Linked DNA regions of Mus musculus: region 1 is linked to region 2. The links are chromatin contacts, found by Hi-C or POLR2A ChIA-PET in ENCODE. All regions are on one chromosome and are shown on one strand. The core of a region is the stretch at or near the end of the contact, and the rest is flanking DNA. Distances in the headings are between cores, read along the strand shown.

Region 1 (2,994 bases), core at 331-2,830, 3.4 Mb before region 2:
TATGAAGTAATTTTTATGTAATTAAAAACTGCATGAAAGAACTATTTGCTCTTTATGTTTGGCTTTTAAAATTTGACTTAACTATAATATACACAAAGAAACCCTTTGATCATGCCCATAAAACAGTTGGTAAAGCTTGTAAATACTGGATGCTCTTTTACACCAATCCTGTCCGGGTACTTGTTTTGGAAGGTGAAAGTTCATGATTTAGCATGGTCTAAGCATTCTGGAGGAAGAACTCTTGAAATGAACTTTAACATATTTTTTATTGTTTTTAGTGTGCCCTGTATCTTTGAGTGGGTATGTTCATGTGAATGCAAGTGTTGGGTAAGCCAGAGATGATAGATACTCCAAAACTAGAGTTATAGGTGGTTATGAGCAGTCTGATGTGGCTGAACTAGAGTGCTCTGCAAGATTAGTATCTCTTCAGACCTTTAAATAGCTTTAAAATATTTCTCATTAATTTGTTTTTCGAGAAAGGTTTTCCTCTGTGTAGCTTTGGTCTATAGAACTCCCTGTATAGACCAGGCTGGCCTGGAACTAACAGGGATCTGCCTGACTCTGCCTCCTGAGTGCTGGGATCAAAGGCCAAAGGCGTAGATTCTCACCACGCTCAGGTTTTATTTATTTTTTAAGGTTTCCTCATTCATTGACACAGTATCTCATTAACTCACATGTCCCATACTATTGTAAAATATGTAATAAACTTACAATAATTTATTCTTTTCTTCCTGAATTTTCTCTGAACCTTTGTGTGGTGCCAGGGATTATGGAGGCCCCTGTGTGTGCTAGAGGAGCGCTCAGCCACTGTACAGCCACAGCCCTGAACTCAAGTTAATTTCCTACCAAGAGCCTAATAATTCGACGCGGTTTAAATGGCTTTCAAGCTCTAAGCATAGTAATTAATCTGTGAACACTACATTTGTTAGGTAGCAATAAAAGACATGGCTTGCAATAAGCCATTTCTTCACCAACACATTTCTTATATTTGTTTGTGACGTGAGCTGTATGTAAAAATCGATGACACTCGCGTATTTTCAAATATACAAGCCAGGTTCCTGGGTCTTCTACTCCCCTTCTTTCGGGAATCCTTGGGACACTAACCCTAGGAGGATACCAAATAACTCTGTTTATTATTCGTTTGTTCCCTCCCCTTCCTTGTCAATCAAGTGACTGGTGACCTATTTTTCAGGGATGAACACCACTGGCCAGCGATACGGGGTCAGCACTTCCGTTCAGTATTTTCAACCTTTCCAGGAGAGGTCCCGGCAGAGGCGATGCGACCCTAACGCGGCCTGCTTCCGCGCACGTCATTTTGGCTATGACTGTGTAGACACTGCCTTTTCTCGTCGCAGATCAGACCGCAAATTTCCCTTTCCCACTCTGTGTCCGCGGGGGGCAGAGGTGGTCGGAGAAAACGGTCCCGAAGGTTCCCTCCCGCAACCAAAGAACACCACAGCTCGCGCTGCTCGGCACCCAGCGCCACGTCAGCCCGCGCTCGAGACGCCAGCGCGCCTGCGCGCGGAGAAAGGCGGAACATGCGCAAAGGCCTGCCTCCTACATCCGGGGCTCGGGCGGCGGCGCTGCCGCCGCGAGGGAATCACGTGGTTCCTTCCTTTCCGTCTCTGGCCGGCTGGGCGCGGGCATCTGCTGGCGAGGCGCGTGGAAGCTCGCGCTAGTTCCCCTCCGCCTTCTCTCCCGGTCCAGGCCACTAGGGAGTTCGCTGACGCCGGGTGAACTGAGCGTACCGTCAAGATGCCGGCCTATTTCCAGAGGCCGGAAAATGCCCTCAAGCGCGCCAACGGTGAGTAAGGCAGCGGGTCGCGCCGCGCAGGGCCGGCCCGAGGCCTGGGAGTTTCGAGGGCCTCCGCCTGCTGCCCGCAGCCCGGGCTGTGGAGGCCAGTGGTCACGGCCGCCGCCACCGGGCCGCGTCTGCGCACGGCCTCCCTACTCAAGCGGGCCGCGGCGGAAGGCGCGGATCAGGAACCGTCGCTCTGGTGTGTGTTGAGTGGCTGCCGCCCGAGGCTTGCGTCGCAGGGCCACGGCCCAGCGGGTCAGGACTCTCGGGTCTTGCGATTCTTCGCTACGATCGGCCTTCTGCTGGCTTTTCAAACCCGCGGGCTGCTTGGGAAGCCCCGCGCTCCCTGCCGCCATCTGGGAGTGCCGGGAGGAGGAAACATGGCTCCCTCCCGGGGACAATGCACGCGAGAACCTCCGCTCCACCTCCCGCCGGGGTCGGGAGCCGGCTAGTCTACCTTCACTCCACCTCTCGGGCACGTCTGGTTCCTGATCCCACGCGGAGGCCTTCTGGGTCAGGGTCTACTTCCCTCACTACTAGTTTGCACTTCAGGCCTCTGCTCCATTAACTTGTTTCCTGTGGTGTCCTCCCCCCCACCCCCCGAAATGATGAGGGTCATTTCGAAAGTATTTCGAATCCAGTAAAGTTAGTATTCTTTAGGGATTTAAAAATGATCTACCCAGACAAGCCCTAGAAAGAGTGATTTCCCCAAGGTCACTTGGGAGTGTCAGAAAACTAAGACCAAGGTCTCTTGATATCCAGATCAGCTTTTTGTTTTTTGTTTTTTTGTTTTTCCTCCACCGCAGAGCCACTGAGTGCTATTTCTATTTCCATACGTGTGCTTAATTAAGCCTAGTGCTTGCAGGAAAGACTTGCCCGGATCTCTGACATTGTGTCGTGGAAAACTCGTGTGCGCATATCTGATCTGACCTTTAAAAATTGCTTTTTATTTTTTAAAATAAAACCTGATAATTCAGTATTTGTGCCCTTTTCAACCCTTCCAGTCCAAACTGGAAAAATAAACCATGTATGTTGCAGGTTTTTGTTTGGCAAGCTTGTTAGAAGTGGAAGTTACATTTTGTGAAAAGGCCATTTGACTCAAAACTTATAATAAAAGAATACTGCTGATAATTTTCAGGAATGAAGATGTGTTGGTTACATACATTAATATTTTTTGTGGTTAGGAAGCAGTCTGG
Region 2 (2,707 bases), core at 84-2,583:
ACTGCTCCTCAGGCAACCCCATTTCTTTCTTGTTTGATGTGCCACCAAGCGAAACCCAAATTCCACGAAGTATGTAAAAAGCAATTGTGTTAAAATTTTGTCTCCATATCTGAAACTCACAACTCTAATTTTCTTAGCTGACCCTAAAAACCACCGTGGTATTTTGTCATCTTTTTACTTTTCTTTAGAAAGTCATGTGAATTTGAAAGTGCTACTATTAGGCCATTCTCAATATGCAAAGAAAATGCCATTAAAAAAAAAAAAACACAGTAACTTTCTTCACATAGGATGATACTCAGTCCAAAATTAGCTAGTAAAATAAAGCAAAGGGTCGCGTTTAGCACCGACAAGAAAAGCATTCTCTTCCTAGGTTTTTGGGTGCTGTACGTTTGGCGGTTTGAGTTCTGTCCCCCCGGTGCTGTTTAGGACCAGGCTCACAGTACAGCGGTTGCAGGCTGCGCCAAGAGCCTCCAGGAAGCGCATTACAGACAAGAAAAGGGAAACAGATGGTGTGAGCTGGGCGATCGCGGACCCGCAAACTCCCGCAGATCGATCACCGAGGTCCGGCCGAGGTGGGCCGCTGGGCCCGAGCTGGCAGAGCCGGTACCGGTGTGGACCGGGCCCCAGGGTCCCCGCCGCTCCTCTCTCACCCGTACCAAAGCAAAAGCAAGCCCTGCCCACCAGCACCGCCGTTCTTTTGTCTTGCGCGGCGCTGGCCACGTAGCCCCGGAGGTTAACGGCCAGGAGGCCTCGGGAGCCGCCCGGTCCCCGGCTGGAGAGCAGAGGCCCCGGGGGTGCCCAGGCCTCGCCGCAGCCTCCCTCCCCGCGCCTCGCAGCCCCCCGCACCCCAATCGGACTCACCGCCTCCACGGCATGCTGCAGGATGGACGTAAGCTTGGAGAACATCCTGTCCCGGGACTGCAGCAGCTTCTCCCGGGACGACCTGGAGAGCTCCTCGATGCGCCGCCGCCGCCCCTGCTGCGGCTGCCCGGGCCGCTCCAGAGTGAAGGCCGGTGCGGGCGGGCCCGGGCGGGGAGCGGAGGGCGGAGGCCGGGCGGGAGGCGCGGCGGCTCTGATCGGAGGACGCGGGGCCGCGGCGGGCGGCTCCGAGGTCGTTCGGCTGCAATCGGGGCACCGCGGAGCTCAGCGGCGGCGACGCGGACACGGTGGCAGGAGCTCGGGCTCTTCCGGCTGCCGTGCCCGCCGCGGCCTGCAGGGGACGCTGATGCGGCCCGGGGAAGCCCAGGTCTCCGCTGCCGGCGTCGCTGGACGCGGGGCGGGGCGCGCAGAGGCCAGGGCGGGGAGGGCGGGGCCAGCAGGGAGGGCGGGGCCGACTTGAGGGCGGGGCCGATGGGGAGAGCAGGGCGGGCGGGGTCGGCGGGGCGCTGAAAGGCTGAGGCCAGGAGGGAGGGCGGGCCTGGCGTGGCGCACCCGGCGGTGCTGGCACTCGTCTCTCGGTGACCAGAGAGCAGTGTGAGGATTTGGCAGCGACGTGTTGACGCTGCGCTTGCGTACCATACGTAGGGCAAGACTGGAAGGCCGCTGGGAAAATACCAGCATCCCGAACGCAAAAAACGGACAGCGGGTCCACGTGCTAGGGATTCGACCGCATCCAATGCAGGTGGGAAGATCCCGCTAGACTAAAATAGCTTATCCTTATCAAAACCCGGAAATGCCAAATGGACACGTGGGATGAGGGTTCGGTTAAATAACGCAGGATGGTGGCCTACAAGGTTTCAGTGTGTTTCTGGAAAAGGAAATAATATTCAGGATGCCTAACACCGATGAGTGAAGCCTCAAGTTAATGAGCCCTGGGCTGGAGGCTTCCTAAAACACTATGCAAATGTGTATTAAACAAGGCGTAGAGGAAACACTGACCATTTTAAGATGGTTGATGCAACTTCTGAAAATCTGAAGAACTTTGTTTCAAGCTGGTATTAGCATTTCACGAAAAGGATCGGGGAGTTCTGCATTAGGGTGAAGTAGATTTCTCATTAACATGGATGAAAAATACCTATTGATAGTATAATTCGTTGAGCAGAGGGCAGAAGAGGGCGCCGCAACTCTGAGCAGGGTTGAGAAGCCTGTTTGGATCCAGCTCTGCCATTCTGGGCCGTGAGGTTACCAATGTAGCAGTGAAGAAAGCCGGGGATCACAGGCTCTCCTCCTTGTTATAACATTAGTAACAACACAAGAGGAGAGGAAACCAAGAGAGAAGGTAAGGGGAGACTCGAGTCTTTCTCATGCTTTGGTTGTTTGCTTCTGCTATGCTCAAAAGCAGGTAAGCATAGCCTTGCTTTCTGTAAACTAAAACGCTGGCAACATCCTCTGTTATTTGTTGGACATTGAGCTGTGTTCCTTGCCACGTTCAAGGTCCTTGTTCCTGCTCCATCCTAGAGCACACAATGTTTGTTGTTATTATTCATACTACTTATGAGGTTTGGTCAGTTTATCAACCATAATAATTTTCCTGGCTAATTACATGGCAGTTTGTATTTTCACAATGTCCTGCAGCCACAACTTGTGTAGGGAGTGATGTTTAGGCGGGCTACAAGTTGTGTGTGATGGATATTTAACTTTGCATACTTATTATAAGCACAATAAAATATATGTTTGGCTATGGGTTAATATCAATACTCAATGATTTATCTGCCTGGTCCCTAATTTCTAAGACGCACAAGTTAGCTAGAACTGTAACTGAGCCAGT

The links. A loop is a pair of places that touch in the nucleus more often than their neighbours do. ChIA-PET counts read pairs that join two places held with the same protein, here RNA polymerase II (POLR2A).
Region 1: a map of regulatory T cell shows a loop between it and region 2 (9-fold over the local background). The contact joins the promoter of Eif3a here to the promoter of B230217O12Rik in region 2. A Hi-C loop is called at or near these places in 1 of 37 maps with a recorded cell type or tissue (regulatory T cell). POLR2A ChIA-PET finds 5 or more read pairs at or near these places in 1 of 5 experiments (embryonic stem cell).

Annotation. Positions count from the first base shown.
Region 1 is chr19:60,789,279-60,792,272 of GRCm38, reverse strand. Eif3a (eukaryotic translation initiation factor 3, subunit A) reads left to right here and starts at 1,580. Exons shown (of 22, transcript NM_010123.3): 1 at 1,580-1,804. The coding sequence starts at 1,756.
Region 2 is chr19:57,359,525-57,362,231 of GRCm38, reverse strand. It overlaps B230217O12Rik (RIKEN cDNA B230217O12 gene), which reads left to right and starts at 1,333. Exons shown (of 3, transcript NR_040316.1): 1 at 1,333-2,218. It overlaps Fam160b1 (family with sequence similarity 160, member B1), which reads right to left and starts at 1,223. Exons shown (of 17, transcript NM_145505.4): 1 at 862-1,223. The coding sequence starts at 906.